Regions from separate parts of the Mus musculus genome. Here all the other regions are linked to region 1. A link is a loop called in an ENCODE intact Hi-C map of the cell type or tissue named here. Cell type or tissue: gastrocnemius. All regions are shown on one strand. Region 1 holds the start of Gm40287 (a long non-coding RNA gene). Region 2 holds the start of Mir6387 (microRNA 6387). Region 3 has its middle 80 kb from the start of Lpin1. Region 4 holds the start of Trib2 (tribbles pseudokinase 2). Region 5 overlaps Lpin1 (lipin 1).

Region 1 (5,000 bases):
GTTTCAAGAGTTGTGAAGACAGGATGCAGGATAGAGGGGTCCCAGGAAAAATCTCACACATACACACACACACACACACACACACACACACACACACACACACACACATACCAATGTGGTTTTTTGACAATCAGCTCTCATTCAGGCTTATACTTGAAAAGGAAGCACACTCCTATGCCTATAAACATATCACGTACACACACACACACACACACACACACACACACACACACACACACACACCTGTACAAAGACAAAAGAGAAATTGAAAAAAAGGTTGTAGCATCTGCGGTTTCTTACTTATCTGTTTCTTATTTTTTGCTGAGCTGACATGTCGGTTTCCGTGGCAACATAGAGTGGCCTGGATAACATGTGAAGTTAATTTCAGAGAGGTCTGCAGAGCCAGGCAGAACACTTTCAATGAAAATTCCTTCTTTTCTCCCAGGAACTATAGCCCCTGGTCTCCAGGAAGAATTCGTGCATATGAAAACAGTAGCAAAGATACTCTTTTCAGTTAGAAAAGTAAAAGAAGTCCTACTGTTTTTAGTTTTGAGATGCTAAAATTAGCAATAGGAGAAAAAAATTTCCCATCCTGTGCTGCGATTAACTAGTATGAAAACTATCCTGAAAGGAAGTATCATCTATCCTCTACAGCAAAGAACCAATTGGCTTGAGGGCTCCCATCAAAGTGGAAGACAAGAAAGGGGAAACTAAAGGAGGGAAGTGTATACAGATAAAAGCAAGGGCGTGAGTTAAATAGGATTTAGAGCACATGAAAGCACAGATGTGTTAGATTGTTCTATGATTCTTGCTCAATAGGAACTGTGAATTCACCTATGCCAAGCTGTCAGAAAAACGTGTATCTTTTTAAACACATCACCAGAGCACAGGAGCATCCTTGGAACTGGCAATAGTGACTGCATAAGGAGACAGGCAGATGTCATTAGCTTGCTCTCCCTGTGCTTATGAGAGGAGAGTCTAGATGATGCCAGACGTGACTCTTAATGTTGAGGCAGGTGTTAGGTTACCATGGGAAGCTGGAGTGAAATAGTAAAGAGATTTGAGTGGAGAAATACAGGAAGGTAAAGCCGGATGCATTCTCAATGGCCCAGCTGATGAACGAAGTTGGCAGGTGGGGTCTCAAGTGAAATGGATCAGAAAGATAGGAGAGGACCAGGACATGTTCAGTCGCTGAGGACATGTTTGAAGTCTTGTATGTCAGAACAGGAGCAGATGACCGACAAGCCTAAAGACACCAGGCATGCTTAATAACATGACATAGAAGACACTTGCCTTCCTCCAGTATTAGCATATCAGCTCCATGGATGGTGAGTGACTGCTGTGGCTATGGAGCTCAGAGTAGACTCTTTCCACGCACGTGTTGAGAGGATGATAGCCCTTGGGTTGTTTGCTAGAGACATCATCTAAAGTATCCCTGGCGCGGCCTTAAACTTTCTAAGTAACTGAAAATACTATTGAATTTCTGATCCTCCTGTCTCTACCATCTTCAGAGCTCTGGGACCACAGCACTAGGTAGCTATGCTTGATCTATGTGGTAATGGAGATGGAAACCTGGACTTAAGGTGTACTAAGTAAAAACTCTGCAAACAGAGCTAAGCCTGCAGCCCCAAAAGAGTGCTAGTTCCTACAGAATTCTACAGAAGCCCATGACTAGTGCCCCCTGCTGCCATCTCCATGGATGTCAAAGGGGTTTTAAAGATGTAACTAAGGTCAATTAGTTGTGTGGGCTTTAAAGGTCTAATGTAGTGACAAGAGTCCTCAAATGCTGAGATATGTCCCTAGATAACAGCAGAAGAGAACATCGGGGAATGAGCCATGGATCCTGATCTCTCAGACAAATGGATTCCTAAGAGAGGCCTCCAAACAGCCTCAAAACCTAAAAGCTGTCCCTGAAAAGCATTCCACAGGAAAAGGGTCCTGAGTCCGATGGCAATCTAAATCTTGGCTCATGTGAATGAGCTTGGGGCCGTTTCTACACAGGGTCCTGGTGAGTGCAGGGCTTTGCCTTCCTGTGGAATCCTAAACAGCAACACTAGCCCAGCCTGCCTGGTGTTCTTTTTCACACATGTAACTGTGAGTGTTGCTTGGATACTGCAAATATGGTCCAAATAAGTTGCAATACAGCAAGAAAACTAGCAAGTTTGACAAAATAAGCAAGTTACAAAACGGTACACATACCATGAGCTTCTTTTTATTTATGTATTCATGTATTTAGGGATTTGTAGAAGAAAATGAGTTAAAACACATGCACAAACATAGCGGGCTTTTAGGTTGGTGCATTAAAGTAAGATGAAGAGGATGTCACCACACAGGAGATGTCACCCACACAGGAGATCTGATAATTCCTTTCTTTTATGGCCTAAATAGCATGGTATAGAGTTTTGTTGCTTTTAAAGATTTACTTTTGCATGTGTGTATGTGTGTATGTTGATGTGTGGGCATACGCACCTGCGTGCAGGTGTCCATTAAGGACAGAAGAAGGCATCAGATTCCCTGGACCAAGAATATACAGGTTAGGTTAACTGCAAGAGCAGCAAACACACTTAACAGCAGAGCCATTTCTTTAGGAGTAGATTCAATTATTCTTCAGGAACCATTTGAACCGCACCCAATCATTTGAATGAATCTTTCAGTGTTGCCTGATCACATGAGGTAAGCTTATGACTTTGATATTTGGTGAAAATTAAAGTTCAAAACCCTAGCCTTATTCTTGTGTTTCTAAATGAGATGATTTCGTTTTGGTTGTTTCAAATCTAAAATCTGTGTGATGATCCTTGCAAGTTACAGTCAATGAAAAGACAGTAAATTCCCCCAAATGGTACAATTATTAATGAATCTACAGAATTACCCATGGGGCATGCAGACTAGATTATAGGTCTTATATTTATCAATGTTGAGTTCCTAGAATAATTTCCTATTTGGTTTTTCTTACAGTTTTTCTATGATCAGGTTTTAACATTGCCTGATGCTCTACACAATTCCTGGTACCTATCAAGTATTTATTAATACTTCTAGTTCAATTAATGCATTAAACAATTGATGATGGAATGCAAAGGTTGACAGCTGAGACAATGAAGACTGCAGTCACAGAATGCTACCACGAGATGTCAGTGTAAATAGGAGAGCAAAGCATTTCAGGAATATTCTGCATCATCTTCCAAGGCTCTAGGGAAAACACATCTGCAAGACTCTAAAGCCAGAAAACAAAGCGTTAGAAATGAATTTATCTCCCTGTGCATGAATATATTCAGAGCAACTCCTGGTTTATAAAGGAAAGTATCCATGCTGACCTTGCGACCCTAAGAATAAACCCTTGGAATTTCACTTCGGGACAATTCCGTAAGTATAGTTTTATTTCCCACTTTTGCCATTTGTCTGCCTCTCTAGGGCTGGCTGGGGAGGGAGTATGATTAAGGAGAGACTAATGAGTTCAATCCAGATTCCACCTCTTGTTATTTCTGAATGAGGACAAAGCATTGGACTTTCTGAGTTTCATTTTGTCATACGAAGAAAGAAGAAAACTGATAGGCAGAGATTATCTGTGTCACATGACAAACACTTTGATTTCAGCAGAGAGCATTCTCCAAAGATTAGTTCCTGGTGTGTGCTGAGATCATGAAGGAGGGCTTTTGCTGCAATTCTGAAAGGATTTGGTTAATGAGCCCACAGTAACTCGTCTTGGAAAACTCTTTCTCTACTGAGTCCACAGCTCTGTGAAAAAGTCTATGTGGTCCCCAATGATAACTTCCCTTTTCCAAAGCACACTCTTGTTGAGCACAAAGATTGATCACTGCCAGACTCTAAAAAAAGGTTATGAGTGTGATTGTCTCTCTGACTTCCTGTGGTCTCCATAAAACCTCCAAGCTCAGTATTCTAGGCTCATAAAAATGTCCTCAACCCGTTTCTCATTTGCTTTAATGACATTTTCTAACAGTTGACATTGGCATCTCTTCTCTAGGGAAAGTGTTGTGAGATTTTCTTTCCCCTTCCCCAGAATAGCTGCTGAGAACAACTCATGAACTGGAATGCAGAATGCACAAGTTACAATGTCTATCTTCCCATGAAAGGATGCATACTTGGAGATATGAGAACTCTACCTCCCCCGCTGTAGCACCAGGCAGGGGACCCATGGGTCAGCACACATCCCATCCCAGAGGACCTGGTACTCTCTGGCCTCCAGTGCTGTGCTCTTCTGGGGAAGGAAAACAGAGTAGATGACAGAGGAAGCAACATTCCTTAGCATCTACTGCATGGGCAAGAAGCTTTAAGAGCTGTACATTACAGATGAGAAAATCTTAGTTTAGAAAGAACCATTCTATTTTGTTTAAAATAAGGACTCACTTCACATGGCCAGACCACTTCAAGGAAGAGGAGACAAAAACATACCTGAGTAAAAATAGCTCTGGGAATGGATGCTATCATCATTCTGAAACATAGGATATTGTGAGCATACAAGGCGGCGATGGGAAAGTGCCAAATAGCATCCTGAGACTTCAAGGACAAAAGAACCAGTTCTGATGAGGAACTGCTTAGATACTGGCTGGCAGATGCCAGACCACCTCTTTACCATCATGTATTCTGGGCTTGCTCTGTTTTGTACGTTGAACTCTTATAAGTAAGGCCTCCTACAGACTGGCCAAGCAGGAATTCCAAGCAGAGTTAAGCGTTCCTACATTGATACGAAGATGAGAAAGTTTTAATGTCTTTTATTCCAGAGGCTCTCAATAAAAGGAAAACAAAAATGGATGGACGGACAGATAGACAGACAGACAGACAGACAGACAGACAGACAGGCCAAATTTAAGAGTAGTGAAGGACAGGTTGTTACAGTGGCCTGATAGTAAACGCACCTTCCAAGCAGATCCTTTGCCTAACAGAACTTCCTGCTTAGTTTTACAAAATAACTATTGCTGCTCCCTTTGGTTTCATGTAGCAGAAGTATTTTTCTGATGATTCTCCTGGTTAAAGTGTATTCTCTA
Region 2 (5,000 bases), 190 kb after region 1:
ATGCTTAACGCAACAGAATAAGGTTACTAAAACCACTAGCCTATAACTGAGGCTGGGCTGCTCCTGGCCAATCTACAGGGGACTTCAACCTCCTTCCCTTTAGCCATTCTCAACCTGTGAGTCGAAACCCCATTGGCAAACCGTTATCCTTCCAAATAGTTACATTACAATTCATAACAGTAGCAAAGTTACAGTTATGAAGTAGCAGTGAAGATAATTTTATGGTTGGGGGTCACCACAACAGGAGGAACTGCATTAAAGGGTCGCAGCACTAGGAAGGTTGAGAACCACTGTTTCCAGAGCTCCATCAGGCAAGGTCTGAGGATGCAGTGAGGAGCAGCTGGATCACTCTGACTCTGGATCATGTGCTGAAGCCAGTGAGCTGTCCTAGGAACCAGGGCAACTCAGATAACAAAGCACATACCGAAGTCAGCTTCAAGCTCAAGTTCGTTCTTTAAAAAGTACTAAGTACAAATGTCAAATGTCATCTACATGCCTAATGCAATCCATGTGTTTATGGATCTGTTTTCTTTACATTATGACATAAGTGGAGTATATGGTATGTGTGTGTGTGTGTGTGTGTGTGTATGTACCAGGAGCCCTAGGCACAGAGGCCAAGTCAGTCACATCCAGACTGGGTGCTCAGTTATCCCATGGAGCCCGTTCAGCCACTGATACTCAGAAGGCTCCATCCAGGTCGGTACAGCCAGCTTCTACTTCCTTCCACAGCATCAGCATCCAAGTCAGGACAGAGGAGAGGGGAAGAGCAGCCTGGAGACAGGGTGGAAAAGAAATGCAGCCCCAGAGGCTCTCCCTGACCTTGCTCCTCCCCGGAACATCCTCGGCTTGTTTATATCACTCCTAACAAGGGTCGAGGCAAGTGGTCTGGATTCTATCTTTAAACACTGATCTTCCGGGATGTTCTCCATGTGCTGGGACAGAGGGAAGTGCGACAGGAGACTTGGGCTGCAAGCCCCAGTGCCTGAGGTCCTATTGTGCAACCACAGGAGCTACCCAGTGCCTCCAAGCCTGACCCTTTATCTCCTCTCAGGAACGGAGCTGTCTCTGCTTCTTTTTCCAGGACTGAGTTCAGGGAAGTGACCTTTGCAAACAGATTTCAGAGTAGACATGAATGAATAGACTTTTCCTGAAGTCTCCTAAACAGTCTGGGGGGTGATGAATTTCCCAGGCAAAGAAGTTGATTTCCATAAAAACCAACAAGAGCATCTGTGGACCTGGTGATTCAAATAGCCCACTAATCATTCAGGCATTTAAAAGACATTCAGGAGCACTTACTCTGATAGAACTCCCAAATTAGGCACTAGGGATGTGTCCATAACAAGCAAGGCCACAACCATCCCCTCTGTTTTGCTGAGGATTAAAGTAACTCAAGACAGGATATCCCAAAGAGCCCAGTGTAACAGAGCTGACTATAGCATGGTAGTAACTATACAGATCCAAATGTTCAACTGAGATTCCTGCTCTCAACCCCAGAGCTGAGCGGTGCAGACAGAGGAGCAAGTATAAATGCAAGGCTGGGCAGATGGGACCAGAGAAGATGCTGTGCCCACATTTTCCATTGGGACTTCTGTACTTGTTCACCCTTGCTTGAGATGCTCTTGCCTAGTATGTGGGTTAGCTCAGCCTTGTCTCTCAGATAATCAGGCTATCCATTATTGTGTTGGAGGAGACAGGGATGATTTATGACGAAAACATTTATGAAAGTGACATGGTGATAGGAGGGGGAGACAAGAACAATGGGGACTGAATAACTATAAACTCCAAGGAAGGCAGAAGCCTAGAACAGACCACATTGGACCAGGGAAGCTAGATCTCCCTGGGCCCACTTCTGCCTGTCTCTGGCTTGAGAAGGTAACAAGATGAGTTGCTTTAGACGTCACAGATAGACGATGCTCACAAGAGGGTAACCTGTGTACTCAATGATAGGCAACCTAGTGCCAGGCCTGTATCATCATAGCTCAGGGCCGAGTAGGGAAGCCAGAACTAGCAGAATTCTATTCCCCTCCCAGCGCCTGTGGGGCAGCAAGATCCCCCCTCAAAAACCAGGTCCCCTCACCCATCTCCAGCACAGGCCCCAAAGATCCTCCAACTACCAAATCCATTTCGCAAAGTAACCCAAGGCTCTTTCAATTGTTTCTCTCCCATGAAATATGATGTAATAACTACTATGAAAAGGGCTTTTCTAGCTTCTATATTCCTAATCATTCTGCAGCTGTCAGGCCGTTATGCTTCCTAGAGGACACCCTTACAATCACAATGCGATGATCTGAAAAGCAGCAGTACCCATGTAGCACAGACAAGAATCGCCAGACGCTGGGATTCAACAGCCTGCCTTTTTGTGTCTCATAAAAAAAAAAAAAGAAAGACTGGGCTTAGGCTATGCATGATTCCTATCAAATAAGGAAACAGAGGTGGGGAGAATTAAACACCCCAAGGCACACCCAAGCTAACTGAATCAGAAGCTCACCTGAATTCATGTCAGGAAGATTCGGGTGTCACTGTCCCCTCCCAGTACATCATGGTACCATGATCAAAAACTAAAGGTGCTGAAGATGTTTGCAAAGACATGGTGCTAAGTAGATGGAGACAGGGCTCTTCCAGTTTCAGATTTATCCTGTCCCAGATTTATTGACATACAAAGCCATCCTATGAGTTAACTCAGTGCCATATATAGTACATGGTGTAGATAGAGATGTAGAGATGGAAAGACCCATATACTTTCTAGATGAAAAAGGCTAAGCTATCAAAAGCTGAGGAGACTTGCTATCTGGCAAGTAAAAGCAGAGCTGGTATTCAAAAAAAAATTTTTTTTTACCCTCTATTATAGTGTCCTACCTATGACAACAAAAAGAAAGAACAAAAGGAGAGAGAGAGAGAAACCAGCCCCCAACAACAAACCATGTTTTGCTTTCAAACCCTTAAGCCTCACCCTGAGCTCCTGGCAGGAAGAAGAGAGGACAGGGTGGAACAGAGTGGAGCTCAGCCAGGAGTTCAGCAAAGTGGGCCTGACAGGGACAGGAAATCCGGGCGCAGATCATCCAGAGCTGCAGACTAGGTCAGCCTCAGGGTCCAGGGCAGACTAAGAGCCAAGAAGAAAAGATGGGCTACTGCCAGGCTGGCCTTACTCTGTTCCTGAAAGTGTACCCTCCATAATCAGGCCAACTGTGCAAGAAAAATCCCCACTATAGTGAGTCACAGAAGGTGCCCAGGAAAGAACCATCTAGCACTGTAGGTAGCATGGCTCAAACTCTGCAGCCCTACCAGACCTGGTCAGGCTGCTACATGGCACAAAACAGTCCTTCATTTAATCTTGTTTTAGGTATGTACAGATTTTTCCAGTAATCAACTGTGAGCCACTTCTGCTCCAGGGCCAGTATCAGTGGTTCTCCTGTCTGGAAGAGCTCACGACGGATGGCAGCTGGCCCACAGTCAAGAAAACCCTCCATGGTGCAAGACAGATGTCAAAAGGAAGGCAAATGCCAGGGAAGCTAAGCCACAGTATCTTGTACCAGCACACAACCCAGGACTGGTTGTTTGCACATATTGGATGCTCAAGACAATTGGAAAGACCCCAGCAGCTGAGAAAGGTAAAGGACCTGTCAAGACATGGCTAGGATGAGGAAGCCACTTGAGTAACACACCCACTGCAATGGAGCCTCCGGCATTGTGGGCACACCTCTGACTCACTGAGGCCACCGGATACACAAGGGAAGCCATTCCACCTGGAGTGTCATTCTACTGCTTGGAAGATTCCACAGAAACCACAGCTTGCAGCCCTCAGGGCTTCCTGACTCTTGTCACCATGGAAACAGACAGGGAAACCCGAGCTGGAACACAAAGCCACACTGATTCCCCATTCACCACTTGCTTCCTGCACTTAGAAGTGGCTCCTGAAGGATCTGTCCTACCCCAGAGCAATGGATTGATTCACGTCTCGGAAAAGCTTCTCCAGGATCGGTGCTTGTGAGCGAGCATGCCCTTTGGTTTTGACATTGTACCGCTCAGGCTGGGTATCTACCTGAAAGCTCCTCTCTAAGCCTTGGGCATTCCCTGGGCCAGAAGAGGATGCTTCCCCTGGCAGGCAGCCCAAAAACTAGGGATCCCTACAGATGGCTTAACCAACAAGTTCAGGGAACCAAAAAGTCTGGCCATGTTTTAGTATTGACGTGTTTCAGATGTAGAGAGTATAGCTTCCAGTCTCACTATCCCTGGTTGTCTTCCTTGTATACTTCTCGCCATTCGAATATGGTTCCAACAATTGGTCTAGAGAGTCCATTTGTGGGCTTCAGGTCAAGAACAAGATCAGGGAATGTATCCAAGGCCCTAGTCACCTGTCATTCTCATTACTGGTTCTCTAGATGAGCCCCACCCCACAACAGCTCTTCTGCCCCACCCCCACCCCCCTATCCCCAGGTGCCTCTTTGTTCCACACTCCAGCTGCTGAAATAGTGAACTGCCCGTCCCATTGTCTTTCCCATTCTGGGCTTTCTTTTACTGATGCTTGCCCCACCAACATCTAGCACTGCAAGCAGACAAAATAAATACTTAATAAACATTTGCGAGGACAGATGATTTCAGGATCTAAGCCCCGCTTCCTCCAACCCTAACATTCATATCTAGGATTCTTAAAGAATAATTAAGAGCTATGTCTGGAGCCCAGAGAAACTTCAAACAGATTGGACTTTTCCATTGGCTAGAGAAAACCCCACAAGGACTGGAAAAAGCACATTTGGAAAATGTTTCTATCCACTGCCTTCTATATCTGTTCAACACAGACAGGGATTTTTCTTATAATATGCATCTTCTTGGGTGTGAGGGACTATTGATACATCCATTTCACCAACTGTCACTCATTATATAATTAAAATGCTAAGTCCATATCATACAGTGCTGTGAAAGAAACAGAAGCCACCCATGGAGTAACAGGACTGCCTGTGGTTTTGCTTAATTGGTGGTACCATCCATAAATGTCAAAACTG
Region 3 (5,000 bases), 900 kb after region 1:
CAGGTGTGAATGCTGTGTCATTTCTTGCTGGCTTCACAGCTACACAACACGAGGCCTTTGCTGTTCAGCCCCATGTCAGCTAATAGGGGCCCTGGAGGCAGTTTGCCCTGCTCAGCTAGAGGGAAAATCATCACACAGAAAAATCAGCTCCACCTGTCAGTTGTGGTTCCAAAGACAGGCAGCCCTTCCCTTCCCCTCTGCTAAGCGGCAAAGCCTCTCTAGTTGACATTTTTTTTGAGAGATGGATTGAGACTGACATTCTAAGCATGAGAGCAGGGGAAGTTACAGACCAAAAAATAATAATGATAAAGCAGACTCAGCCCTGGAAAAACACAAAGCACCATATGTCTACAAATAAATTAACAAGCCGGCGCTGGGAGACGTCTCAGTCAGTGAAGTGCCTGACTGCAAGTGTGGAGACAGGAACTCCAAAGGAACTCCAAAGGCACCGCGGAGGCAGGAGGATCCCCGGGGCTCACTGGTCAGCCAGTCTAGGGGAAGTAATAAGACTCATAGTTCAGTGAGCAACGATGTCTCGAGAAGTCAAGCAGAGAGGAGCAGCGGAAAACCCCAATGGCATCTATGTGCACAATATACTCACCTCTATAGACATATATACTCACTCCACCTGGACAGCACAGAAGAGCTGACCCTAGCAGTGGGGGCGCAGGTGAGCCAGCCTGAGGGGGGGGGGGAGCGTGGAAAAGCTGGCCCTGCCACTCATCTGTCTGCCACGAGGTGGTGTGTGTGCAAGGGTGACACTCCATGACGGCCCCTCACTACCTGCAGCAGTCAGGAGAGCTGGCCCTGTTCTTCCCAGGCTGAAGCACTTGGGAGACCAAGACCCTGCACCTGACAAGCAGGGCTCGTTGCATCCTTATTAGCTACCGCTGTGGAACTTACCCATTTACTTAAAACTGAGTGTCAGGGATGCCCAGAGGGCCACCTCAATGACAAACCTCTTTCTACCCCACTCTCCATTGGGAAGCATCATGAAGCAGTATAGCTTGTCTTTCTTCCTGAGGAGCAGGGCCCATAACTCCTCCCAGGACAGCCACTCCTGGAATGGCTCTTCACAAGGAACCCAGTACAACCTGGAAGGAGCTGCAACCCTCGGGGTTGATGGACTCACATTACCTGATGGTTACAAGTGCCCTCTAGAAACCAAGACTTCCAGAACCGTGAGACTTAACACTTTAGGGATCAGGAAAGCCCAATATGGTTGCTGAATGACAAGGAGCAGGCCACTCTTATGTCACCTTTTAGCTCCAGGCTTCATAGATCTACAGTGTGTCTCACCTGGGAATTTCTGTGTCTGTTTTCTTACCCCCCTACTCCACCTTTGGCCAGAGGCTCCTGGAGGACAAAGTCCATTTTTGCATGTTTCTGTGTATATACTAAGAGAAGTCCTATTGTCTGGCATAGAGGATGGGGGATGGGTGGAAGGAAATGTCACTTTCTTATGTATGGCTGTGATGTGTGTTTATTTGTACACAGGCACACATGTGTGCATTGCGTGTGCATGTGCATTTACATGTGCAACCTCGGGTATCATTTCTCAGATACTCTCTCCCCTTGTTTGTTTTGGGGATTTTTTGGTTGTTTAGTTGTTTGGGGGTTTTGTTGTGTTTTGTTTTGTTTTGTTTTGTTTTGTTTTGAGACAGGGTAGTTCACTGGAACTTGCCAAGTAGGTTAGACTAGTTAGACAATGAACCCCAGTGAGACAGAACCTTTTTCTGCCACCCCAATGCTGGTATTAGAAGCAAGAGCCACCAAGCCCTGCTTCTTTTCCCATGAGTTCTGGGGGTAAAATATAGTTCCTTGTGCTTATAAGACAAGCACTTTACTGGCTAATCTGTCTCTAAGTCTTAAAGATACTTTCTTATGCCATGGCTAACACATTTTTGGAACATCTGCCCTATTTTTTAAATACCAACTACAGTCCTGATACTGAATACTGAGTCAATAGGTCAGAGTGTCCCATTGGGACCAGCACAGGATACCTGCAAAACAAAAGTGGGAAGTAAAGAGCCAGCAAAGTTAAAAATATTATGACAGTCCATCTGTGGTCAGAAAGAGAAAAGGCATGGTGATACTGGCCTTTCCAAGAGACTTGCTTGGCCCTTGGGAAAATCGGGTCTGAAGTCAAGACCCATTTCCCTGCTGGGCAAAGCTTTCTTTACTTGAAAATCAGAGCAGACAGATCCTCAGTAGAGGCCACAGACAAAAAGTAGGTTTCTGTCCGAAAGGCCAGGAGTTCTTCGGGCTTGGAGCTGGGGGAGAGAGCGCTTGTAGAGAGTATGCATGGCTGAGGGTGTGTTCTCTGAATGTCTTTCCTTGGCTAGAAAGAACCTGGAGGAGAAGCAGTCGGGAAACATTTGGGAAAGGTCTAAAGTCACAAAGGAGTCCAGGAGTCCTCTGTGCAAAGCCAGTAGGCAGCCCATGAGGCATTCACAGGAAACAAAGAGAGAGAAAAAGAGGTCAAAAGAGCCCTCCAACCCTGCATTCATCATTCAGTTCGATCTTCAAGGAATCTGCTGACTGACACAAATTGTTTTATGTGACTTTCTGCCTGGGACCTGAAAGGACAGGCCCCTCCCAAGAAGGAGAAGATGGGGCTGAATGGGGGCGAGGCCGCGGGGGCGGGGGAGTGGAGAGACACAGGAAGCCACGACCTTAGTTCCCACGGGGGTGTTGGGCGCCATCTACTGGTAATCAAAAGAACCACTCATACCTTTTGAAGAAGGCTGTTTCTTAGAAGTGGGTATGTATGCAAAGGGAAACAGAGCCTTTCTCACTGTAGGGAGCCAGCTCTGCCTCCCCTGAGCGTGGTCTCCCGACACATAGCAATTATTCTACAATGAGAATCCAGGGTTCAAAGGCCATAGTTAGTCTGCCAAGAGCAAGAATGTGCACACTGATTGCCGCTAAGAGTACCACTCCTTATCCTAAATTCAGTAGCTGAAAGTCTTCCTGCAACATCGCTTGCCTTGTGAGTGGTTGAATGTGGCTTGAGTAACTGGTTCTTTTGTCATACAGCTGTAAGAATCCAGCAAAAGAGGCAAAAGTGAATGCAGAGATGTGAACAGTAGCTGCAGCAGCAGGCGGCTCTCAGGATGCCCGGGGCATAGCCACCCCTGTGCCTTTTTCATCTACAGCATGACAAACATTTCAAAGTTCAGGGCTGATTTCACTCCTTTCTGACCCCTGCCCTGCACTCGGCTATCCTAGACAAGTTAAAGAAAGGAGAAAGAACAAATCAAGCTGGCTAAGCTGGTTTCACACTTCAAAGACCCTTGAACCAGTCTGAGGTGACAGGTAACAGACCACCACTAAAGCTGTGAAGGAGCATTGAGAGTGTAATACTTTATTCCAGCTGCTTCATTGTCTCCTGGCTGGGAGCAAGACCCTCATTGTCTCAAAAGTCCTGTGATATTTGAGCCTACCTTGCCTCTGTTTGGCTGTACCAACCCCTCCAGCCAATCTCCTCCCCACCCGCCTCCCTTCACCCAGTGCCTTCCATCATGTTGGTCCTTCTGCACACAGCCAAAACCACGGCCACTGCCTTGGTCATGGTGTCTTTTCACAGCAATAGGACAGTGTCTAAGACACCTGCCCACCTCAATTAGCAATCAAGACAATTCCCAAAGATATGACCACAGTCCAAGTACCCCAGTAATTGATCTCAATAAGTTTTCTCATTAATCCCTCTTCCTGAGTAATTTCAGGTTGTCAAACTACAATGGAAATAACTACTGACCTGAGATTTTCACCTCTGTCCTAAGACTCCAAGACTTCCATTGCAATGGCCCCTCCAGGAAGGGAAGAAGACACCAAACATTGCCAAGCGTCAGCAACAACACACCTGTGGCTTTAGCTGCTCCTGGGCAAACATTTGCATCCTTTTCTGACAGAGAAAGAGAGAAGCTCCAAGAGGGAAAACCAGTGGCCCAAGAACATGCTGCTTGCCAGTGAGCATCAGGGCTCTCTCCAGCCTTGTAGTGCAATGAGCCTGCCCCCTGCACTGCTTCATGAGGGCAGGAGGCCAAGAAGATAGGCTGACCCTCTTCTTGCACTCTAAATGACTTCTTTCCAACTTGTAGTCATGCCGATGAATGACATTAACTCTGCTTTAGGATTTGTGGGTTCCTTCATGTATTCAAACGGACATAGCAGAGAAGAAGGCTGCATGTGTATATGTTATTTGCTCACTAATCACTCATACTGTGTGCCCTGCAGACCACAAGACACTGCCTGTCTTATCCTAGGCACATCACAGGGAACAGGGGACAGAACTGCCCGTATCTGGACCAAAAGGCAGTTCCCCAGGCAGTTAAGGTTGACAGTAAGTGTGCTACTTATTTTAATAGACCTCCGAAAAGGCATAAAGGCAAGACCCTATTGTGCCACCTGTTAGACCAAGTTTCAGCCTAGCAATTGCTTGTCCTGCTCTCTGGGCCAGCTCTATCCTGGCTGTCTCAGAAATACCTCATGTTATGAGCCCAAAGACACTTCATCCTGTGGATACAGAGAAACAGGAGACTCCCGATGCATGATTTCCAATAGAAAACACAACCCAGACACATACAGGAACTCCCTTCTACAGAGCAAAATCCCAGCTATGGTAGAGGTGTTTGCACCTGTATTCTTCAATTTCTGATCCAGTAAAAAAAAAGGATCAGGGTGTGTGTGGCTGCTGGGTATCAGGTCTTCTGTCCTAGGCAAGGGAGTTCCAGCAGAAACAAAAATGAATAAAATCATCTGGCCACAGGTAACTTGAAAACAGACAAAAACAAACAAATGAGCAAACAAAACAATGACATACAAACTGAGAGGGAAAAGCCATTGATCTACCACTCAGAAGTGAACCCTGAAGGCTGCAAGACCAACCTGCCAGGCAAGCCATACCCACTGGCACAATAGTGGCATGAAAGTTATGGGGGTAACCAACCACTTTCTGATTAGAGCTGAGCCAGGTACAGAGGAAGGAATTCATGCCT
Region 4 (5,000 bases), 210 kb after region 1:
AGGGGGAGGGGCTCTCTGCCGATGATGGTGCATATTTCATAGGAGAATGACAGCTCAGTGGAATTCATTCATTTCAAAGGATGACTGTCCTATTGTGCAGTGTGTGGGGCTCCAATCAGGCTCTGAGTTGCCTACTAAATTTAATGCTTTAGCTGGGCATAGTTGCTCTTGATTACAGTAACTTGGAGAAGATGCAAAAACCCCCAACACTTAGTACATGCAAACAGCAGCATTTAAAGAGTCTCTGGTTTCCTCTAAAAATCGGAAATAAATAATCTCAGAACTGCCTTCTGAGATCTTCACCCACCCGGTTTTTGCAAGGAAGCGCTCCAAGTCAGCACGAAAGAAGGTGATTTCACAAAGCAGCCAGTGATTAATTGAGGAAAAGTGTAATACAGTATTTGTAGCACAGCTGTGCACATTACCCATTTTAAAGGCAGCACAGTCGCACTTCCACCTCAATAAATAAATAAATAAATAAATAAATAAATAAATAAGAAGAACCTAAATTTAAGTGGTAATGTATTCTTGATCTACATCTGGGGAAGTCCTGTTCTCCACTGCAGTAGGAAACTGACTGTAGTCAAATACTTTGTTATTATCCTTCCTTGGTCCTCTTGTCTGGTACTCGGTTAGCACACACAAAGACACACTGACACATAGAGACACAAACCAGTTACTGTTCAGGGTCAAAGACAAAAAGGAAATTGAAGTGTCCTTCTTAGTACTAGCCCAGGGGGCTCTAAAGGGCAGTCTCTAAACAGGCAAAGGTGGCCTTGTGGGTGCAGGGGAGTAGCAATGGGGGTGTGCAGTCAGGGAGTCTGAAGACGCGAAGAAACCTAGACAAAAAGAACCAAAGGATTCGTTGTTCACCCAAAGGTGCGCAAGGGGCGAATTTCCACCCCAACCTTCCTTTCCAGGCTTCAAGCCGAAGAAAGAGCTTTAAAACTCCTCTTTTCCCCGGCTAGAGCCTTGGTCTCAGCCAGAGGGGACACTTTTTGTGTCTCTTTTAAAAGGCCACCTTTGGAACAAAGGTTTAACACCTGCAGGCTGCTAAGAACAATGGCTACAAAAGAAACCAGAGGAGCAGCGTTTGAAAACCAACCGGGGATTCCCTAGTCCTTGCAGCGAGGGGAGGGGAATCGACTCAGAGAGAGAAATGCCCAGGCAAGGGGAATCAGCCCGGTGCACCCGAGCTCTACGAGCCTCCTAAGGGGCACGCGTGTCCGTGCCCCAGTTCAGATTCGCCGCCCTCCCTTCCCGGATCTCCCCAAAACGCCCCCGCTGCAGCCCGCCTCATTGTCTGAAACGGTCTGAAAACTTCGCAACTAGTCGAACGTGGACAGACACACAAATAAACCCTCTTAACGAGGCCACGCATAATGATCCCGGGAGTCTTTCGCCCCTGGACTTGAGAGCTTTCCGACCTCCCGCACCGTCCCCGGCCCCTGGCAAAAGACCCAGGATGATTTTTTTTTAATTTTTTAAAAAAAAAATTTTAATTTTTTTTAAGCAAAAAAACAAAACGCAAAAGCAAAGCTGGGCTGGTTACCTTGCAAACCAGCTCCTCTCCGCTGTGCAGATGCACAGCGCGGAAAACGTGGTCTCCCTCCAGAGGCTCCAACAGTAAGTATTTCCCGATGCAAGAAACGCAATGCGACAAGTTCGGAGTCTCGGGCGGGCTCGGAGAGCCAAGGTTCGGGCTGAAACTCTGGCTGGGCTCAGCGGACCTTATAGACGACAGCTCTTCGAAATCCTGGGTTTTGTTCCGCGATCTCCCATATCTCGCTATTGTGATAGGGGTAGACCTGTGTATGTTCATGAGTGTGAGGATCGCACACGACAAAACAAACAAACAAACCAAAAAACCCCTCTGGAGAGATGGATGAGCCGCGCCGGTGCAGGCGCCTCGGTGCTACCGACTTAAAAGGATCAAGAAGGGAGGGGACCCGTCTGGGGCTCCGTGGAGGAAGAGTTAAGAACTAGCCCCCAGATGGGCGCTGCAGGGCTGGTCCCCGGCTGCGAGCCCCGCTCCCGGGGGTGCTCGCTCTGCGGACAACTCGGGTCCTTTTGTTACCCAGAAGCTGCCAGCGCGGTGCAGAACCGCACGCTGGACTCAGTGGGTCTCTGTTCGCAGCGTGGATCTGGACGAGTGAGCGTGCCTCTGGGGTGAGGAGCTGCAGCGCCGGGCTTCTGAGCGATCCCCAGCTGAGGATCCGCAGACCGGGCGGAGAAGCCCTGCGTGGAGTTTGTGCAGTCTTCAGGGAGCGCGCGGCGCCGGCTCGCCCTCCACGCGTTAGAAACCAAACAAAAAGAAAAAGGAAATAAGCTCGGGTCTACCGGCTCACGCCGCGCGGCAGCCAGAATCCGCGCTGCACCCCCCTCTTTTTGGTGGAAAGGGTGGGGGGCGTGTAAGGGGGGTGCTAGAGAGGGCAGTTACCTAAGTCTTAACTGTAGATGGCGTCTGAGGCTTTTCCAAAAAATCGCAGAGCTGTCTCTCTCAAGAAAAAAAAAAAAAGACAGAAAAAAAAAATTGCAAAGGCGCTTTTAACTTGGGGCGGTCAGCAGTGGCAACAAAAGATTGCAAAAGCTGAGTAGGGAGTGCGCGGAGTAGGGCAGGCACAGGTACCGCGACAAAGCCCAAGGCAGAGCCCGCGCGGTCAGCACTAGCTCTTGCTGTCGCTGCTCACGTCCCAGATCCTCCTCCGATGAAGCAAGAAGTGCGGGCGGTGACCTGGGGGGTACCAGCAGCAGGAGCTTTCCGGGGGTCCTGCAGGAGCTGCCAGCAGATGCTCCCCGGACTCCGTCAACCCGCGGCGTTCCTTTTCCGCTGCACAACTGGGTCTTGAGCCTTGAAACAATTTGCAAACCACTCTTGTCTCCCGATGCCTTGCGACCAAATTGCACGGCGGGGTTTGCTCTGCAGGAAAAATAAAAATCGACGGCTTGTCTTCTTTTCTTATTATTTTTTTTTTCTTGCCACCCAGAAGTAGGAGAGGACCGTGTATTTAAAAATTAAAGGGGATGGCCACGGCGCCCTAGGCCAATCCCGGCGCTCAAGCACGCCCGCATCCCCGGGCGAGGCGGTATTAATAGTTACTTACGTGGCCGGGGATCTCGGAGCGAGCCCGGCTGTGTGTGCGCGTATGTGTGCGCGCGCGCCTCGCTTGCTCGCGCTCGGTCTCCCCATTCAATGTCACCGACACATTTCCACAGAGCCCCCGCCCTCTTCGCCGGCCCCGCCCTACCCACGCCCCGGCCCCTGTCATTGAGCCCGGAGCCCATCAATCAGCGGCGCCGCTGCCAGTGCGCGCGCGGCTCCCCTGCGCCCGCCGGCGGCCAGGGCTGCTGCCGCCACTCCTGCAGTGCCCCCACTGGGGGCGCCAGCCTCGCCCCCGGATGGCTCGGCCAGGCGCGAGGTAAACAGTGCTTTATATCCTTCCGCAGTCCAAGGGCTCTGGGCTCCCCTGGCCTGCTGTTCGCGCTGCAGCGACAGGGATGCTGGACTGTGTATCTGCCACCGTCGCCACGCAACACCGGCAGGCTCAGGTCAACTTTGAGACTTAGATCCTCTTCCCCGGGATTTTCCGCAGAAAGCCTCGCATCTTCTGGGTACCGGGCACCCCTCTGCTGCTATGTTAACCTGAACAAGCAGTTCCCCGCGGGTTTTAAAAAAAATGAAGGATTCTTGCAGCCCACAGTCTCTAGAATTAGTTTTATTCTTTCTCTCCGGTTGCTTATCATTTCAACAGAAGTCCATTGTGAGCTTGTAGTTAGTGTCACCACCCCTCCCCCACTTACCAGTTATAGGATTGGGGATCCTTTCAGAGTCTTTTGACTTCAGGACAAGGTCTTTGGGGAGAGCTCAGGAACACACACCTTTGCACCCACACTTCCAGCAAAGGATGTTGGCTCCTAGCCAAGGAGTCAGGCTTCTCCAGCCCCGGCATCTCAGTATTTAGGCCAAGAACACATTCAATACCGGGTTCAACGGAAGGCTGCACTTTGACCCTTGCTTATTCTTAACTTCCTGGGAAGGTTCTGGACCATTGGCTTGAACAGACCTGGGGAAAGTTCAGACCACAGCTTAAGCCTCTTGACTTTACCTAATGCATCCTGGTAAGAGTAGCAATGTAGCAGGGGAAAACAGAAAGAGAAAGAAGCAACCAAGGTCTGGGGCAAGACTGCTGGGCTTACTCTTGAGTTTTTACCCGCATAAGGCACCTCTTTCTATGAGGGAGGTCACTCTGTAACAATATTCTGCACTACCACTTTTGAACAGAAATAGAGAACTAGTTATAATTATACTTAACCGGGACAATAGTGGCTCTAATGATCAGGAGTTCCCTGAGGGTTGTTTCAGAGTAGTGAATGGACCTTGCTTGTTCAGCTAGCCACCCTAGAGGACAGATCTTGAGAAGAAACTAAAATGCCCCATGTCTTCTCATAGATCTCCCATCCTTCTCCCCACTCATCTGCCTTAAACTCAGACTCTGATCCCTAAACTGTCCCTTAAGGGGACCACAGCTTGAGGAAGTCACCATGACTACAGAGTAGTGTGCCATGCAGTCTCTGCCCAGTTCAAGAACAGGTCCTAGACAAACAATCTCTACAGAGGATCCATTGAGAAAGGTTCCCTGGGGCCTCTGTTGGGTGACTGTCACCAAACTTTCTTGTAGAAGTTTGAGAAACTTGTGTTCAGCATCAGTTTTCAGATTCAGAAGGAAACTGAATTCGCATGGGCTTTTTTGGTTTGGTTTGGTTTTTGTTTTTGCTTCTTTTTCTTCCCAGGATCTCTAGTTTTCGTCTGTTAAATGACAGCCCTGCGTACCTCATGTGACCCCTAGAACTGCAGTTGCAGTTCTAGGAAATATATGAAGAATTATGATAGTGTTTCTCAGCCTGTGAGTTGTGACCCCTTTGCGGTGAACAACCTTTTCACAGGGGTCACATATCAGATATTTACATTCTATGCATAACAAAAGCAAAATTACTGTCAT
Region 5 (5,000 bases), 930 kb after region 1:
TAGTTCTAAGTGCATTTGGGCTTTACTAATGCTGAAGAGACTAGGGTTGTGCACAAAAAGAATTAAAGCAGAAAAACACGTTGGCTGGCTAGAGTAGTTGGCTACCATGAGTGAGGCCCTTAGTTCAATTTCCAGCACTGCTGTATGCCTGTAATGGAGGTGGTGGCAAGCAGGAAGATCCAAAAGTCAAGGCTGTCCTCAGTCACATAGCATGTTACAGCTCAAAATAACAGTAACATTTTGGGCTGCATATACATATATATATGTGTGTGTGTGTGTGTGTGTGTGTGTGTGTGTGTGTGTGTGTGTGTGTACACATACACGCTTCAGAGGACCTAAGCTTGATTCCCAGCAGTCACATTGGATCACTCAAAATCACACGTGACTCCAGTTCCAGGGGCATCCAGTCCCCTCTCCTGGCATCCACAGGCACCAGGCACACTCATGGTACTTACATACAAGCAGTCAAAATACTCATACACATAAATCGCTTTACAACTAACAGGGGTGGTGATAACTTGGTTCAGCTCCACAACATTTTGAAGATGAGTCTTTAAACTTGAGAAAACTGCCCTGTAGAATTTGCCCGCTTAGCCTTTGCTGGCTTATCCGAAGAAATAAATGTATAGAGAGCCCGTGAATTGGCCACTGGGGAAGAGCCTGATGAAATACACGTTGTTATTCAACCAATCCTATTACCATCATTATTTCCATGCTGCCTGGTAGACAGAACCCAAACTTCAGTCCAGATCTGAGTCACTTTCAGTCAGCTAAGGGATGGATCACCCAATCAGCTAATGCTGGGGGGTTGGTTTGATTTGGGGGGTTTTTTTTGTTGTTTTTTTGTTTGTTTTTTGTTTTTAGATAATCCTGAAAAATGGATCAAGATGACAAAGAACATTCTGGAAAGAAAGCACAAAGTCCTGAAATGAAAATATAACCCATTTCTTCTCAGCTTGGCTCTGCAGACCATCTCAGAAAAGGATGTTTTTACAGAGCAGAAACGTGACTGGCTGCACCTCCATTTACACTTCTTTGTTACAAAATGCATGTGACTTGTTGGGGTTCCAGCCTCGGGAGAAATCGGAGGCACTGGTGGTTACTTTCCGAAGTGAAACTTCCAACCACAACCTCCGGTGCACAAAAGGCGGAGTGAGTCACAGGAAGAGGCCACTTGCTTGCAAAATGCATTAAAAGTAATGCAGGCTGAATGGACTTCCTGCACCAATGAACAGATAGCTGGCATCGGGACAGGCTCCTCGAGGCTCCCAAACATTTCGGGGAGGACGAGACCATTAGAAATCTGGGCACATCCACCTCTACCCTGTTCCCTGCGTTCTCACTCTGCCCAGGCTGCCAGACCTGCTGTCTCCCAGGCCTGTGGCTCCCATCTGAGATTCCCCAGGAAGGCAGATCTGACTGGATGCTTCCACAGGGTCAGAAGGACACCTTGTGACTTAAGCAAGCACCTGTGGCTCGGTCTCCAAGATCCTTTAATACAAAGAGGTGAGGTGGTCTTTGTAGCAGCTTCTCCCGGTTTGAGCAAGTGGGGTGGAGCTGATGTGAGTCCTAGGCTGATAGCATTACAGCATTCCTGAGCTGGCCAGATGACAGACGTGAGCCCGGGCCTGGGCTGCAATGGTCCACAACATGTGAGTGCATCCGAACCCCATAGGACTTATTAAACTATTCTCGGAGGCCCACACCCACTGCTAGGGTCGGTAGGTCTAGGATAAGGTCCTAAACAATTTTATTTTTAACAAACTCCCAGGACAAACTCCCAGAACCTCCAGGGCCACAAAGAACAGATTTTAAATCTCAACAGACTGGCCTCCAAAGCTCACTTAAAGATTTGGGCCTCGGATTGAGCTCATCCAAGGGACATCCGCACTGAAACAGTCCCCTGAAGAAACTCCCCTGCCTCCACACAAATCCAACCCACAACCTGGCTGGTCTCCAAGCCTGGGACCACAGGGAAAGGCCTTTGTCAAAGCAGAGGCTGTTTTGAAAGGCTATTCGGTCAAACAAGAACCAACTGTGCCCCCCTGTGGCCACCGGCTTTCACTGACTTCCAGGATCAGCTTCTCTGGTCAGACTCTGCTTCCCTTTGGGGACCAAGCCTGGCTGTACCACAAGTGATAGCAATTATCCTCTTTGGTGCTACAGGATAAAAAGAGAGGTTACAAATGTAAAGTCTATCCTGGGGTGTAGAGCATGGACTTGCCTAGCATGCATGAAGCCCTGGTTCAATTCCCAGTACCAAATAAAAGACACTCATTGTGGCACATGCGTGCAATCCCAGCACTGGGGGTGGGGGTGGGGTGGCAGTAATGATCTAATTCAAAGTCATCCTTGACTATAGTGTTTCAGGCTATCCTCATGAGTCTGTCGGAGACACTGATGCTGCGAAGATAGCTCAGTGGATAAAGCACTTGCCAAACAAGTGAGGGGCCCAGCATTGAAATCCCCAGAACCCACAAAAAATTCAGATGTGGTGGTCACCTATAATCCTTGCAACTCACAAATCAGAAATGGAATCATTTTACAAGCTGACTTGAAAAGGGAAAACCCCTGGTGTTCCCCTGTACTGGGGCATATAAAGTTTGCAAGACCCTGGGGCCTCTCTTCCCAGTGACGGCCGACTAGACCATCTTCTGCTACATATGCAGCTAGAGACACGAGCTCTGGGGTACTGGTTAGTTCATATTGTTGTTCCACCTATAGAGTTGCAGACCCCTTCAGCTCCTTGGGAGTGGGTAGGTAGGGGAGCAGGGCGGGGAGGGTATAGGGAACTTTCGGGATAGCATTTGAAATGTAAATAAAGAAAACATCTAATAAAAATAAATTTTTTTTAAAAAAGGGGAAAACCCCGGAGACCCGTCACCTCTCGTATTTCAAGGGAATGGGCACAGTGCTGTTCACACTCCAGAACCATGATAGAAAACACAGATAGACAAAGATGGTCGAATGGAGTCTCAGCTCTGATGTTGGGACCAAAGGCCTCCTGAAGAGAGTTAAGTCCCAGAACCTGTTTCAAAACTGGGCCTCTTTAACTTTCCTCTATGACAATTCCATTCCAGGACCGACCGCACAGGGGTCACGAAAGCTGTCTCAGAGCTGATGGTTAAGACCAGTCCCCCCCACACACACCCAAATAGTTTTTGGCTTCTGATGCAAAATGGGAATGTGTTACTCTTTGAAACCAGACCAAGCCCTTCAAATTCCCAGGTGAACAAAGCTCGTCTCTGGGAAAGTCTAGGCATCCAAAAACTCATTCTGTCTGCATGGGGGTATGAACTGCGGGGACACAGGAGAGCCTTGGGTACCACCATGGAGGTCTGGTGTCAAAGGATAAAGAGAACACAGATGAATGAGTGGCCTATAGACAAGTTTATCCTGGTTTTTATTTCAGATAAGAGAGCCTCAGACACTGCAGTCAGGTAGCATAGATCTGTGGAGCTGTCCGAGGGTTTCTTCTGTCTGTAACATGTTGAATCTACAGACACCCGGGGACCTGTTAGAATTTGGACTCTTCAGTTTTTACCCAGAAGTGCCATTAGCATTTAAGGATGATACTCTTCCATGCCCTCCATAATCACCAAGGCCAACACAGCAATCCGCAGGAAGCCTCCGGCCATTGCTAGTACAGTGTTAATAGGATATGACCAACCTCAGCTCAAACTAGTCAAGGGCTTTGATGGACTCCTTCAAAATGAAAAACTAAGGACAAATATCCAAAAGAGGGGGACAGGGTCTATGAGGTGAAGACACCTCAAACATGGCAAACAGGACCTGTGAAACACTATGTACTGAACCTTCTTCTCTGCCTCCTGGCTCCTCAACACTCCTTCCAGGCCAGAGAGGAGCCATGGTATCTCAAACAGGTCTCTCAACTTGATGATCCAATGTGGGTTGTGCAAGGACCACATGCAATCTCTTTAGTGGAAAGGACGCATTCATATCTCTCAGGAGTAAACGGGGTTGGTATGATACCTGTATGAACTCAAATAACAGCAAAGGTCTTTACTCCCATAGTGAAGAGTTCATAGCCATAAGGAGTCTTTTTATGTGTGTTCCCAGTCCATTTGTGTACAGACCGTCGAATGGATGTGCATGACTTATATGCCCATACATGTAGGAACCAGGGCCTCCAGTGTTGTTCCTCCTCAGGCTCAGTCCTGAGACAAGGGTCTCACACTGGGACCTGGGGCTTGTGGATTCTACTGGGCTGTCTGTCTAGCCAGCACCACGGATCCACCCATCCTCATCTCCCGGGCACTGGTATAACAATGCACACTGTCATTAGGCCTCATTCATGGATAATGGGGATAGAACTTGGATGTGCTTGCTTGCATGGCAAGTACTCTTACTGCCTGAGCCATTTCCCTAGCCCACACTAAGGGTTTTTTCCCCCTTCAAGTAAATAACTAAGTATTGTATATAAGAAACCAGAAAAAAATAAGAGCACCTTAAGAACTTATAAAAATAATTTAAAGTTCATATGCCTGATTTTCAGAAGTCTTTCATCCATCTTGTTTATTACAGAAATTTCTAGCTCTGCATCAAGCACAACACAGTGAAATATTATATTGATTTTTTTTTTAATCATCGCACCGGCATTTGCAAACACACAGCCAACGTTGTAAGTAAAATATTCTGAAGTAGTGATCCGAACCTGAAATCCAAAAGGAAAGTATCTGACGACAGAAGCCTGTCTCAGATGCGCCAGGTGGGTTCTCCTTCATCATGTGGGATCGCCATTTGAGGACATGTTACTATGGAGCAAGTCGCTCATTTCCATGAGCAACTTTGAAATGTATGGTACCCATATAGTATCCTAACACGTGACCTTGGGGCCTCTGGGTTTAAGTGCAGATGCAAATAAGCAACTTGAGAGAACCGGGGTGCAGCTCTCATTTGGATCTCACAGGGAGCCTAACAGTAGACGTCCACATCACTGCCTGGACAGGGCTCCTGAAGATTTTCACAGAGATCATAGA

What was found. A loop is a pair of places that touch in the nucleus more often than their neighbours do. Peaks named below come from ENCODE experiments on the same cell type or tissue, not always from the same donor. Only the 100,000 strongest peaks of a DNase experiment are listed, where the experiment ranks them.
Region 2: it touches region 1 in a loop (2.9-fold over the local background); 4 of 42 quality-filtered maps call a loop at or near these places.
Region 3: it touches region 1 in a loop (5-fold over the local background); 13 of 42 quality-filtered maps call a loop at or near these places.
Region 4: it touches region 1 in a loop (8-fold over the local background); 18 of 42 quality-filtered maps call a loop at or near these places.
Region 5: a loop joins it to region 1, with 4 times the contacts of the local background. A loop is called at or near these places in 15 of 42 quality-filtered maps.

What each region holds. Positions count from the first base shown.
Region 1 is chr12:15,603,144-15,608,143 of GRCm38, forward strand. It overlaps Gm40287 (a long non-coding RNA gene), which reads left to right and starts at 3,190. Exons shown (of 6, transcript XR_872503.1): 1 at 3,190-3,360. In gastrocnemius, a CTCF peak has its summit at 3,122 (motif pointing right); no DNase peak of the experiment used is centred here; H3K4me3 peaks cover 829 bases; H3K27ac peaks cover 2,196 bases.
Region 2 is chr12:15,797,344-15,802,343 of GRCm38, forward strand. All of the region lies in intron 2 of Trib2 (tribbles pseudokinase 2), which reads right to left. Mir6387 (microRNA 6387) reads right to left here and starts at 3,758; the gene lies at 3,651-3,758. In gastrocnemius, no CTCF peak of the experiment used is centred here; DNase peaks (open chromatin) are centred at 3,073, 3,454, 3,818 and 4,082; H3K4me3 peaks cover 1,401 bases; H3K27ac peaks cover 4,517 bases.
Region 3 is chr12:16,506,869-16,511,868 of GRCm38, forward strand. No RefSeq gene overlaps it. Among named protein-coding and RNA genes, the nearest start is that of Lpin1, 80 kb to the right of the region's middle. In gastrocnemius, CTCF peaks have their summits at 752 and 2,700 (motif pointing left); DNase peaks (open chromatin) are centred at 501 and 2,663; H3K4me3 peaks cover 360 bases; H3K27ac peaks cover 1,016 bases.
Region 4 is chr12:15,813,679-15,818,678 of GRCm38, forward strand. Trib2 (tribbles pseudokinase 2) reads right to left here and starts at 3,107. Exons shown (of 3, transcript NM_144551.5): 1 at 1,553-3,107. The coding sequence starts at 1,822. It overlaps Gm5432 (a long non-coding RNA gene), which reads left to right and starts at 3,259. Exons shown (of 3, transcript XR_001780551.2): 1 at 3,259-3,419. In gastrocnemius, CTCF peaks have their summits at 2,439 and 3,376; DNase peaks (open chromatin) are centred at 22, 1,282, 1,699, 2,309 and 3 more places; H3K4me3 peaks cover 4,117 bases; H3K27ac peaks cover 4,579 bases.
Region 5 is chr12:16,531,445-16,536,444 of GRCm38, forward strand. Lpin1 (lipin 1) reads right to left here. Exons shown (of 21, transcript NM_015763.4): 21 at 4,225-5,000. Among named protein-coding and RNA genes, the nearest start is that of Lpin1, 56 kb to the right of the region's middle. In gastrocnemius, a CTCF peak has its summit at 2,055 (motif pointing left); DNase peaks (open chromatin) are centred at 1,289 and 1,999; H3K4me3 peaks cover 463 bases; H3K27ac peaks cover 1,802 bases.